Regions from separate parts of the Homo sapiens genome. Here region 1 is linked to region 2. The links are chromatin contacts, found by Hi-C or POLR2A ChIA-PET in ENCODE. All regions are on one chromosome and are shown on one strand. Each heading gives the region's core, a stretch centred on a gene start or an enhancer-like site at or near the end of the contact. The rest is flanking DNA. Distances are from core to core; before and after follow the strand shown.

The links. A loop is a pair of places that touch in the nucleus more often than their neighbours do. ChIA-PET counts read pairs that join two places held with the same protein, here RNA polymerase II (POLR2A). Pooled maps may share reads with other maps.
Region 1: a loop to region 2 is called in a map of B cell, with 22 times the contacts of the local background. The contact joins the promoter of PDCD2L here to the enhancer-like site in region 2. A Hi-C loop is called at or near these places in 1 of 168 maps with a recorded cell type or tissue (B cell) and 8 of 50 pooled maps. POLR2A ChIA-PET finds 5 or more read pairs at or near these places in 3 of 52 experiments (A549, H1 and WTC11).

The regions. Positions count from the first base shown.
Region 1 is chr19:34,399,662-34,406,123 of GRCh38, reverse strand. PDCD2L (programmed cell death 2 like) reads right to left here and starts at 1,725. Exons shown (of 7, transcript NM_032346.2): 1 at 1,586-1,725; 2 at 1,309-1,475; 3 at 1,134-1,194. The coding sequence starts at 1,693. It overlaps GPI (glucose-6-phosphate isomerase), which reads right to left. Exons shown (of 18, transcript NM_000175.5): 17 at 6,339-6,405; 18 at 3,711-6,223. The coding sequence ends at 6,088.
Region 2 is chr19:34,133,517-34,140,473 of GRCh38, reverse strand. No RefSeq gene overlaps it. Among named protein-coding and RNA genes, the nearest start is that of LSM14A, 36 kb to the left of the region's middle. RefSeq lists an enhancer at 5,187-5,722 and a silencer at 5,706-6,115. Within about 2 kb of position 5,638, at least 38 of the 41 ENCODE cell types and tissues checked have a DNase peak (open chromatin) inside an H3K27ac peak, as active enhancers do; they include B cell, where a contact is called at or near this core.

The DNA of each region.
Region 1 (6,462 bases), core at 476-2,975, 270 kb before region 2:
GTGGCCCAGGCCGGAGTGCAGTGGCACAAGTGTAGGTCACTGCAGCCTCAACCTCCTAGACTCAAGCAATCCTCCTACCTCAGCCTCCTGAGTAGCTGGCACTACAGTTGCGTGGCCATCATGCCTGGCTAATTTGTTTACTTTTTATAGAGACGATGTTTTGCTATGTTGCCCAGACTGCTCTCCCAACGTTTTTTTTTTCTTTTGTTTTGTTTTGTTTTGTTTTTACGGAGTCTGTCACCCACGCTGGAGTGCAGTGGCATGATCTCAGCTCACTGCAATCTCTGTCTCCCGGGTTCAAGCGATTCTCCTGCCTCAACCTCCCTTGTAGCTGGGATTACAGGTGTCTGCCACCATGCCCGGCTAATTTTTTGTTTTTGTTTTTAATAGAGACGGGGTTTCGCCATGTTGGCCAGGCTGGTCTCGAACTTCTGACCTCAGGAGATCCGCCCGCCTCGGCCTCCCAAAGTGCTGGGATTACAGGCGTAAGCCACCGCGCCCAGCCTGGTCTCCAACTTCTGAGCTCAAGCAATCCTCCCACTTCAGCCTCTCAAAAAACGGTGGGATCACAGGCGTGAGCCACCATGCTGGGCCTCCATCTCCTTTTAACAAAGGAGTTAGAAAATAAAAATAAAGTAAAATAGAAGAAAAAAAAAACTCTCACAAAACCTTAAGAAAGGCCGGGCGCGGTGGCTCATGCCTGTAATCCCAGCACTTTGGGAGGCCGAGGCGGGTGGATCACCTGAGGTCGGCAGTTCGAGACCAGCCTGACCACCATGGCGAAACCCCGTCTCTATTAAAAATACAAAATTAGCCGGGCGTGGTGGCATATGCCTGTAATCCCAGCTACTAGGGAGGCTGAGGCAGGAGAATCGCTTGAACCTGGGAGGCGGAGGTTGCGGTGAGCCGAGATCGCGCCATTGCACTCCAGCCTGGGCGACAGAGCGAAACTCCGTCTCAAAAAAAAAAAAAAAAAAAAACTTTACGAAAATAGCATTTTATGGTTCTTCAGAAAAGCAAAAAACACTCCAGTGTACTTCAAAGAACACGGCTTTAAAGTCTGCCCCAAACTATTCTCTGGAAAATATCCTCAAATGACAGAAAAACAATAACATGCCAATCACAACCTTTACCTGAGCGTCCTGCGCCTCTCTCTCTGGCACCTGCAGGCACTGGGAGCGGAACACCTTCCAGCTTCGGGGTGAAGACAAAGGGCCGTGAGGGCTGCACCCCGACTCCAGCCCGCCGGCCCGCCCCAGCCCGCTGGAAAGGACACCCCTGGAGCAGCTCTGGGACTTCCCCGCCTACCTGCGCGCACCGCCGGTGCTACAGCCGGGGCAGGCGCACGCGAACACGTGCAGCAGACGGTGAAACGGGGAGCCTTCCAGCGGGCAATACACCTGCACGACCAGAGCGAGCGGCTGCCCGCAGCGCTGACACACGGGCCTGGGCGCAGCCACGGTGGGCAGAGCATCCTGAGGGGACAGAGGAGGCGCTCAGACCCCGACTCCCCCCAGGACCTCGCCCACTCCCTCCGCACCCTTCAGCAGCACCCATCGACCCCAGCTCCGGCACCCGCCCTCACCGGAATGCCGCCCAGCTTGCTAGCAGTCCAGGCACCCGGCCCTGTGGGGCTGCCGTGCACCGGCGCATCTCGAAGGCCCAGCAGCACCGGCTTCAGAACGGCCGCCATGGCCGCCGGGCGACCAGGTGAAAACGCAAACTACGGCGGCCTCTCTGCGCACGCGCAACGCTACGCTAAAATGATAACCCCGCTCCCTTACTAGGATCCGATGCGGAGGCGTGGCTTTAAGGCGCGTGCGCTCAGGTCCCAGAGCCACAGAGGCGCCGCTGGCGTCAGGGGCTCGAAATCCCGGAGTCCCAGGCATTATGTGCCCCTTAATGCGCTGTGATAGGAAGTACACACCATCTACTAGGAAGTAGTTTTGCCAAAAAGCTAACTTTCTTTTTTCCTTTTTTTCCTGAGACGAGGACTTGCTATATTGCCCACACTGGTCTTGAACTCCTGGGGTTCAAGCGATCCTCCCGCCTCCGCCTCCCAAAGTGTTGCGATTACAGGTGTGAGCCACCAGAAAAAAGCCTTCCCGGAAAATAAAAATTTTAGGTGGGATAATGGTATTATCAGTCATTAACAAGAACAATAAAGTTTTTTAAAAAGTTAAAGTTTTTAATTTTTAGAGAAACACACCAAAATGCTTATAGATGAAATACCTCCGATTTGCTACTACATAATTAAGGTGGTGGGGTGTAAATACAGTAAGATTGACCATGAGTTGATAATTGTTGAAATTTGGTGCCAGGCACATGGAGATTTATTCTATTTGGGTTTTATATGTTTGAGATTTTTCAGTTTTTATTTTTGTTTTGTTTTGTTTTGTTTTTGAGACAGAGTCTTGCTGGGTCGCCCAGGCTGAAGTGCAGTGGCGCCATCTCACTGCATCTCAGCCTCCCAGGTTCAAGTGATTCTCCTGCCTCAGCCCCACCCAGTAGCTGGGGTTACAGACGCCCACCACCACGCCCGGCGCCCGGCTTTTTTTTTTTTTTTTTTTTTAGACGGAGTTTCGCTCTTGTCGCCCAGGCTGGAGTGCACTGGCGTGATCCCAGCTCACTGCAACCTCTGCCTCCCAGGTTCAAGCGATTCTTCTGCCTTAGCCTCCCGAGTAGCTGAGATTACAGGCATGTGCCACCATGCCTGGCTAATTTTGTATTTTTAATAGAGATGGGGTTTCTCCATGTTGGTCAGGCTGGTCTCGAACTCCCAACCTCAGGTGATCCGCCCACCTTGGCCTCCCAAAGTGCTGGGATTACAGGCGTGAGCCACCATGCCCGGCCTTTTTTGTATTTTTAGTAGAGACGGGGTTTCACCATGTTGGCCAGGCTGGTTTCGAGCTCCTGAAATCAAGTGATCTGCCCACCTCGGCCTCCCAAAGTGTTAGTATTACAGGTGTGAGCCACCGCGCCCAGCCACACAATACAGTTTTTTCAATTCCTGCAGCACAACATGGGTGAATTTCAAAAGCATCATGGGAAGAAGCCAGACACAAAAGGCGCCATTCTGGTAAACGCAGAACTTCGGAGGGAAAAAAATCAGTTCAATGGTAGTCAGGAGTTGGGATGAGGGAGTAGGACTGGACCACAAGTGTCAGGAACTTTTGAGGGTGAGGAAAATGCTGTATATCTCATCTGTAATGGTTCTAAGACTGTATATACACTTGTGAAAACTCATAACTGTATACCAAAGAAAGGTGAATCTTACTATATGTAAATCACACCCCAATAAACCTGACTTTTTAAAAATGCAGGCTGCAAAAACATTATTTTAGGATTCATAACGTGGTATGCAAAAGAAATGAATGTTTTCAAGGATTTACACCTCAAAGGAGGAAGCACCAGCCTTTGTGAGGTTTGGCTCTAGCCCAGCAAGGATCTGGAGATGAAACCCATTTACTCCTTTTTTTACCACACTTCATCCTGATAGCTTTAAAAGGCCCTGTGATGCTGGGCACAGTGGCTTGCGCCTGTAATCCCAACACTTTCGGAGGCCAAGGCAGGAGGATCTCTTAAGCCCAGGAGTTGAAGATAAGCCTGGGCAACACAGTAGTATTACCAGGGGAGGATCTTGACTACAAGTCGTCCAGGTTCTTGGAATATTGAACAAAGAGGTGGACAAAACACACAAAGCAACAAAAGAAGGAACAAAAGCACAGATTTATTGAAGCAAAAGTACATTCCAGAAAGCGGGATGAGGCTCAAGCAAGTGCCCTGTGTAGAAAATCTGGGGTTTAAGTACCCTTTAGAGGTTTCCTATTTGGTTACACCCTATGTAAATAAAGACTTGGCCTGCCACCAGTCAGAGGCTGAAGTGAATGCTCCTTTGTCTCCAGACCCTATTCTCTGGCCTCAGTGGGATCCTATCACTACAAAAATTTATTTTTTATTTTTCTTATTTTTTTTTTTTTACAACAGTACACTGATCTACAAAAATTTTAAAATGAGCCGGGCGCGGTGACTCACGCCTGTAATCCCAGCACTTTGGGAGGCCAAAGCAGGCGGATCATGAGGTCAGGAGATCAAGACCATCCTGGCTAACACGGTGAAACCCCGTCTCTACTAAAAATACAAAAAATTAGCCGGGTGTGGTGGCGGGCACCTGTAGTCCCAGCTACTCGGGAGGCTGAGGCAGGAGAATGGCGTGAAGCCGGGAGGTGGAGCTTGCAGTGAGCCGAGATCACACCACTGCACTCCAGCCTGGGCAACAAAGCAAGACTCTCAAAAAAGAAAAAAATTTTTTTTTAAATGAGCTGGGTGTACTGGCATGCATCTGCGGACCCAGCTACTTGGAAGGCTGAGGTGAGAAGATCACCTTAGCCTGGGAATTTGAGGCTTCAGTCAGCTATGATTGTATCACTGCAGTCCAGCCTGGGCAACAAAGACCCTGTCTCTAAGAAAAAAAAATTTTGAATAGGCTGGGTGTGGCGGCTCACGCCTGTAATCCCAGCACTGTGGGAGGCTGAGGTGGGAGATCTCTTGAGCCCTGGAATTCAAGACCAGTCTAGTCTGGGAAACACAGCAAGACCCGCCTTGCTGGGCGCGGTGGCTCACGCCTGTAATCCCAGCACTTTGGGAGGCTGAGGCGGGCGGATCACGAGGTCAGGAGATCGAGACCATCCTGACTAACACAGTGAGACACTGTCTCTGCTAAAAAAATATATAAAAAATTAGCCGGGCATGGTGGCAGGTGCCTGTACTCCCAGCTACACAGGAGTCTGAGGCAGGAGAATGGCGTGAACCTGGGAGGCGGAGCTTGCAATGAGCTGAGACCGTGCTACTGCACTCCAGCTTGGGCGACAGAGCGAGACTCCGTCTCAAAAAAAAAAAAGACCCGTCTCTCTACAAAAAATGAAAAAACTAGCAGGGCATAGTGGTACAACCTGTAGTCTCAACTACTTGGGAGGCTGAGGCAAGAGGATTACTGGCTGCAGTGAGCTGTGATCATGCCACTGCACTCCAGTCTGGGCAATGGAACAAGACCCTGTCTCAAAAAAAAAAAAAAGTTGTCAAAAAAAAAAAAAAAATGGGCCGGGCGTGGTGGCTCATACCTGTAATCCCAGCACTGTGGGAGGCTGAGGCGGGCAGATCACCTGAGGTCAGGAGTTCAAGACCAGCCTGCCCAACATGGTAAAACCCCTTCACTACTAAAAATACAAAAATTAGCTGGGTATGGTGGTGTGCGCCGTGTAATCCCAGCTACTCGGGAGGCTGAGGCAGGAGAATAGCTTGAACCCGGGAGGCGGAGGTTGCAGTGAGCCGAGATTGCACCACTGCACTCCAGTCTGGGTGACAGAGCGAGACTCAAAAAAAAAAAATTCCAGTTTTCAATATCTGCCTTTTAAAGCAAAAGAACTACCTGAGCGTCTTGCCAGGAGATGGCAGTCATCCTCGGTCTTGTCCAGGAATTCACCCGAAACAAACATAATCTCAATGCAGTTTTTAGAACCATCGAGTGAACAGAGTATCCAATTTCTGCAGTCACAGAGGTGAGGAGTGGAAAACAGTCTTGGGATTTGGTGACACAGGCCAAGTTGCCGTCCTGACTGATTGTGCCCCCACCCCACTATTGTCTTCTCAGGGCACCTTGCTCCACTCTAGACCCGCTCACCACTTAGTGTTAAGTGTCCGCAGAGGCACAGCCTGCGTCCTGCTGAGCGCTCCTGCCCTCTGCTACATAAAGCACCATCACAGGAAAAAAAAAATCAGAGGCTGAGCCTACAACCTCCTCCGTGGCATCTTTATTTTTCTACATGGGATGTGAACAACGTGAACATGGGTCAGAAAAGTCAGCTGCACAAAAACACTTCAGCCAATTCTAACACAGAGGGAGCATAGACATGGAGGGGCTGGGGGTTAGGCTGGGGGAGACCAGCCTTCCCTGCTAAGGGCTCGTGGTCCAAGCCCACAACCAGAGGGTGCTCTGGGTGGTGTCCAGGAACATGCAGTGCCGGCTCCGGGGAGGAGGGACGAGAAGAGAAAGGGGAGTCACAGAGGAGGCTGCAGATGAGCACGAGTTTATTGGACTCTGGCCTCGCGCTGCTGCTTGATGAAGTTGATGAGCCCATTGGTAGAAGCGTCGTGAGAGGTCACTTGAGCACTGCCATCAAGCTCAGGCTCTATTTTCTTAGCCAGCTGCTTTCCCAGCTCCACTCTGCCAAGAAGGGAAGGGAAGGGAAGAGTGGTATGAGGAAGGCTCTAACGTTGCTACTGAAATCCCTGAGCCGACACAAAGGTATTCCCGGCCCTCCCCTAAGTGAGCAACTCACCCCCACTGGTCAAAGCTGTTGATGTCCCAGATGATGCCCTGAACGAAGATCTTGTGCTCATACATGGCTGCAGAAGTGACAGACAGGGCACATCAGGGCTCCACAAGCCCATTCCAACCTACCC
Region 2 (6,957 bases), core at 4,389-6,888:
AGCACAAAAGTATGATACACTTAGGAATGAATCTGACCAAAGATGTGCAAGGCCTGCTCATGAAAAGCACAAAACATTTCTGAGAGAAATTACAGAATATCTAAGTAGATGGAAATATACACCATATCCATAGAGTTTGAAAGACCATATTTTTAAGGTGTTAATTTGCCCTATATTGATCTTCAGATTCCCTGGAATTTCAGTCAAATCCCAGTAGGCTTTTTTTGTTGATCTGGATAAGCTGATTCTAAGATTCATTTAGAAATGCAAAGGACATGGAGTAGACAAAACAACTTTGAGAAAAAAATAGTTGGAAGATTAAAACTATTTGATCTCGGCTGGGCGCAGTGGCTCATGCCTGTAATGCCAGCACTTTGGGAGGCCGAGGCGGGCAGATCACCTGAGGTCAGGAGTTCAAGACCAGCCTGGCCAACATGGTGAAACCCCGCCTCTACTAAAAATACAAAAAAATTAGCTGGGCGTGGTGGTGGGTGCCTGTAATCCCAGCTACTTGGAAGGCTGAGGCAGGAGAATCGCTTGAACCCGGGAGGCGGAGGTTGCAGTGAGCTGAGGTTGCGCCATTGCACTCCAGCCTGGGCAACAAGAGCAAAACTCCATCTCAAAAACAAACAAACAAACAAACAAACAAAACTTATCTGATTTCAAGACTTACTATAAAGCTATGATAATCAAGACCATGTGCTATCAGTGTCAAGACATATAAATAGGTCAATGAGCAGAATGGAGATTCCATAAAAAACTCAAATTTATGTGATCAATTAATTTTCAACAAAGTGGCAAAGGCAATTCAGAAAAAAAAAAAATATTTTTAACAAACGGCTGAAATAATTGGATATCTATATGCAAAAAGTTAACTTTGACCCTTATCTAACACTATATATAAAAATTAACATAGTAGATCATGGATGTAATTCTAAAACTTAGAACTAGAAAAGTTCAAGAGAAGGCCGGGAGCGGTGGCTCACGCCTGTAATCTCAGCACTTTGGGTGGCTGAGGCGGGTGGATCACGAGGTCAGGAGATCGAGACTATCCTGGCTAACACGGTGAAACCCCGTCTCCACTAAAAATAAAAAAAAAAAAAAATTAGCTGGGCGTGGTGGCGGGTGCCTGTAGTCCCAGCTACTCAGGAGGCTGAGGCAGGAGAATGGCGTGAACCTGGGAAGCGGAGCTTGCAGTGAGCCAAGATTGTGCCACTGCACTCCAGCCTGGGCGACAGAGCAAGATTCCATCTTAAAAAACAAACAAAAAAAAAAGTTCAAGAGAAAAATATAATACAGGAGAAAATCTTTGGGTTACGCAAATATTTGTTAGATAGGACACTAAAGACAAAAGCTACAAATCAAAATATTGACAGATCACTTTGGGAAGCCTTGGTGGGTGCATCACCTAAGGTCGGGAGTTCGAGACTAGCCTGGCCACCCCGTCTCTACTAAAAATACAAAAACTAGCTAGGCGCGGCAGTGTGTGCCTGTAATCCCTGCTACTTGGGAGGCTAAGGCAGGAGAATTGCTTGAACCCAGGTGGTGAAGGCTGCAGTGAGCCCAGACCACACCACTGCACTCCAGCCTGGGAGACAGAGCGAGACTCCATCTCAAAAAAAAAAAAAAAAAAATTGGCAAATTAAACTTTATTGAAATTAAGAATGCTTTTGAAATATGCTTTTAAGAGAATAAAAGGACATTATTTATGAAGGCCATATTTATGAGGAAGAAAATATTTATGAGGGAAGGAAATATTTATGAGGGCTGGGCACAGTGGTTCACACCTGTAATCTCAGCATTTTGGGAGGCTGAGGCAGGCAGATTGCTTGAGCCCAGGAGTTTGAGACCAGCTTGGGTAATGTGACGAAACCCTGTCTCTACAAAAAATACAAAAATTAGCCGGGTGTGATGGCTTGCACCTGTATTCCCAGTTACTCAGGAGGCTGAAGTGGGAGGATTGATTGAGCCTGGGAGGTTGAGACTGCAGCCAGCTGTGATTGCACCACTGCACTCCAGCCTGGGTGACAGAGCAAAACCCTGCCTCGAAAAAAAAAGATAATTAAACAAATATCTGAAAAAAAGATAATTAAACATAAAAATCTGAAACCCAGATTTTTATGAATAGTAATAAACTAATTTTAAAAATGGGCAAAATATTTGAATTCACACGTCACCAAAAATATATATATGAATGGAAAATAGGCTCATGAAAGGATGCTTAGTGTCTTTTTAAAATTTTATATATATATATTTTTTGAGACAGCGTCTCACTCTGTCGCCCAGACTGGAGTGCAGTTGCGCGATCTTGGCTTACCGCAACCTCCACCTCCTGGGCTCAAGTAATCCTTCCATTTCAGCCTCCCCAGTAGCTGGGACTATGGGCTCAGGCCACCATGCCCAGCTAAGTTTTGTATTTTTTTGTAGAGATGGGGTTTTGCCATGTTGCCCAGGCTGGTCTTGAACTCCTGAGCTCAAACCGTCTGCCCACTTTGGCATCCCAAAGTGCTGGGTATAAATTTTTTTATATTAAAAATTAAAAAAAATAGAGAAGGGGCTTTGCCATGTTGCCCAGGCTGGTCTTGAACTTCTGAACTCAAGCAATCCTCCTGCCTTGGCCTCCCAAAGTACTGGGATTACAAGCGTGTGCCACCATACCCAGCCAAGGATGCTTAATGTCATTAGATAAATAAAAATTAAACCTACAGCAAGATACCACTACATACTTTTAGAATGTCTAACAAGTGTTGGACATATGGATCTAGAACTCTCATTCACTTCTGGTGGGAATGTGAAATGGAATAACCACTTTGTGTTTTTCTCTTTTTTTTGAGATGAGTCTCACTCTGTCACCCAGGCTGGAGTGCAGTGGTGTACTCTCAGCTCACTGCAACCTCCTCCTCCTGGTTCTCCTGCCTCAGTCTCCCAAGTAGCTGGGATTACAGGCACCCGCCATCATGCCTGGCTAATTTTTGTACTTTTAGTAGAGACAGGGTTTTGCCCTGTTTGCCCGGCTGGTCTTGAACTCCTGACCTCAGGTGATCCGCCTACCTCAGCCTCCCAAGGTGCTGGGATTACAGGCATGAGCCACCATGCCTGGTCTGGAACAACCACTTTGAAAAATAGTTTGGGTCTATGGCCATATCACCCTAAACACACCTGATCTCATCTGAAAAAGTTTGGCAGTTTCTTAAAAAGTTGAACATACACCCACTGTTTGACACAACCATTTCACTGCTATTAATCCAAATAAAAGGGTACATTCATACAAAGACTTGCACACCCATGTTGATAGAAGTTTTGTTTGTTATAGCCAGAAACTGAAAAGTGAACAATGGAGGAATGGATTTAAAAAATTGCAGTATATCAATACAATGGAATTCTACTCAGCAATGACAAGAAATGAACTACTGATCTATTCAGCAACATGGGTGAATTTCAAAATAGTTAAGCTTGACTGTGTAACTTCCAGACCAGTTTTATCTGGCCATACTTTCTTGATAACAGGATGTCTAATTATTTTGCAAGCACAGAGCTAAGAAGTGAAATCGTACCCCAAAGGGTTAAACAGGTGACTAACAGGAATTCTTTTTTTTTGAGATAAAATTTTGCTCTGTCCCCCAGGCTGGAGTGCGGTGGTGTGATCTCAGCTCACTGCAACCTTGTCCCGGGTTCAAGCGATTCTCCTGCCTCAGCCTCCGGAGCAGCTGGGATTATAGGCGTCTGCCACTATGCCCAGCTAATTTTTGTGGTGTTAGTAGAGACGGGATTTCACCATGTTGGTCAGCTGGTCTCGAACTCCTGACCTCAGGTGATCCAGCCACCTCGGCCTCCCAAAGTGCTGGGATTACAGGCGTGAGCCACCACACCCCGCCAGGAATTCTTGAGCTTACATGATGGCAGATAAGACAAGAAACATTTTGCAGAAACTCCCTTTAATTATAAGAGAACGAAACTGGCTGAAATCAGTTGGAACCAACATGGCCAACTGGAGTCTGTGCAGAAAGAGGCTGCTGACATCACAGTCTGAACTTCCGCAGCATGTTCCATATTCACTCTCGCATCCTGGATTTGCACATGCAACCCATCAAGAGACAACTGTGCATGCCCAAGGACTTTCCAGACCTCCCCTTTCTTTCTACCTGTTGATCCCTAACTCATCCCCTAAACCTTCCTAATAAATGTACTGCCTTAAGGCCAGCATGGGGAGATAGACTTGATCTGGCCTCCTGTCTCCTTGCTGGTCAACTGGCAATAAAGCTTTCCTTTTCTCAAAATCTCATGCCATAGTATTGGCCTCTATGCTCATCATGAAGTGACCCCTTGGCCTCAGTAACTGTCCTCTACCCTGAGAAAAAGCAGATAGTATATGATTCCTTAACATATAATTCTACAGGACGCAAACTAATCCACGGTGACCAAAAGCAGATTCACTGTTATCTGAGGGACTGATACGGTAGGCTGTGACTGGGAGGAAGGATTATAAATGAGCAGAAGGAAACTTTTATGTTCATTCTCTTGATTGTGGTGGTGGTTTCAGGGATGTATACACACATATGTAAAAGGCAAACTGTATGCTTTAAATATGTACAGGCTTTACACCAGCACTTCAATAAGGCTGTTTAAAATTTTAAAAGGTGTGGGAAAGAACACAGGCCACACATGTGGTGGTGGAAATGGCCCAGGCTTTGCTATTAAAGTTGCGCTAGTGTCCTTTGTCAAGTCACTTAGAACTCTCAGCTGCAAAGATAACACCGCCCTGGCAGGGATTAAGAAATAGTGTACAGGCCAGGCGCAGTGGCTCACACCTGTAATCCCAGCACTTACGGAGGCCGAGGAGGGTGAATCACTTGAGGTCGGGAGTTCAAGCCCAGTCTGGCCATTATGGCAAAACTCTGTTTCTATTAAAAGTACAAAAATTAGCCAGGCGTGGTGGCAGGCACCTGTAATCCCAGCTGAGGCGATCACTCGAATCCGGGAGGCAGAGGTTGCAGTGTGCCGAGATTGCGCCACTGCATTACAGCTTGGGCGACAGAGTGAGACTCTGCCTCCGAAAAAAAAAAAAAAAGAAGAAAGTCAAGAAAAAAGAAATAGTGAACAGGCCGGATGCGGTGGCTCACGCCGGTAATCCCAGCACTTTTGGAGGCCGAGGTGGGAGATCTTTTGAGCCCAGGAGTTGGAGACCAGCCTGTGCAACATAGTGAGACCGCCCCCTCTACAAAAATGTCATAATTAGCCGGGTGTAGTGGCCTGCGCCTGTAGCCTCAGCTATTTGGGAGTCTGAGGCGGGAGAATCACTTGAGCCCCAGGAGTTCAAAGCTCCAGTGAGCTAGCTCTGGTCACGCCAATATACTCCAGCCTGGGCTACCAAGACCTTGTATCAAGAAAAAAAAAAAAAAAGAAAAGAAAATAAAAAGAAATAGTGAAAATTTAGGCGAATTTAGGTGAAGCACAGGGTATTCGTCCAGGTGTGACATGCAAGGTGGAATGGTGGCAGGCAGCCCGACTCAATTCCAGGCCCTAACTCATCTTGGATCTGTGACCTGAAGCACGTTCCTGAGCGTCTCCGTTTCAATGTCTCAATTGCAAAGCGGATTAAATGACTCAACACAAGTAAGACAGGAGGAGCGCAGGGGCTGGGGCGTTCTCGGTAAGCTGAGAACAAGCCGGGTGGACGATGACCTGACGGCGCCGGCGAGACCCCGGGCCGGTTGCTGGGGTCGCACACAGGCAGCCGGAGGGGCGCGCAGGAGGGTCCGGGGCAGGGGCCGGGAAGACTGGGCAGATAAGAGAGCCGGAACAGGCGAGGCGGCCAAAGAGGCATCCAGGAGCCGCGACAAACGTGCGGGCAGCGCAACAAGTGACCCGCAAAGCACCCAACCACCACCTTAACGCTACTTCCCAGCCTGCCCCGCGCCCTCGGGCGCAGGCGCAGTGAGGTGGGCGGGGGGCACGGCCCAGTTTCGGGGGGCACGACCCGGCCCCTAGCCCCACCCCAGCCGCGGCCACGCCCCTCGCCGCGCCTCTAGAGCGGGAGGCTCGGCTGCTGGTTTCAGTTTGCAGCTAGGGAAGGTGGGGACATTGCCAGTGTCGAGTGGGTTGATCCTCCCTGGGTCCCTCTGCAAATTTAGGACCGTGCCACGAGTCCAGTCAGGAGCGGGACGCCTACCCTGCGGCGTCGTGCGCGCTTCAGGGGCACTATTGCAAAATAGATGCAGCTCTCAGGCAGTTTGCTTGTTCCTGGGTGAGGAGTTTTTGGTTAAAAAACAGTTGTTCCTCCCCGAGTTTGTGAAAGATAATGTATTTAAAAAATAAAACAAAGAAATTCCCAAGTCCCATCTGGAAATAAAAGATAGTTTTAAAAGACACCTGCATTAGATTGCTACAATAAAGTTATGTTTTCGTATTTTTTTCTTGATACAAAACAAATTTAAAAAAATATATTTTTAGACAGAGTTTCACTCTTGTTGCCTAGGCTGGAGTGCAGTGGCGCGATCTCGGCTCAACCTCCGCCTCCCGTGTTCAAGCGATTCTCCTGCCTCAGCCTCCCAAGTAGCTGGGATTACAGGCGCACGCCACCACTCCCAGATAATTTTGTATTTTTAGCAGAGATGGGGTTTCATCATGTTGGCCAGGCTGGTCTCGAACTCCTGACCTCAGGTGATCCGCCCGCTTCAGCCTCCCAAAGTGCTGAGATTACAGGTGCGAGCCACCGTGCCCAGCCAATAAAATATATTCTTTTTTATTTATTTATTTATTTTTTATTTATTTATTTTTATTGATCATTCTTGGGTGTTTCTCGCAGAGGGGGATTTGGCAGGGTCATAGGACAATAGTGGAGGGAAGGTCAGCAGATAAACAAGTGAACAAAGGTCTCTGGTTTTCCTAGGCAGAGTGTGTGTGTCCCTGGGTACTTGAGATTAGGGAATGGTGATGACTCTTAACGAGCATGCTGCC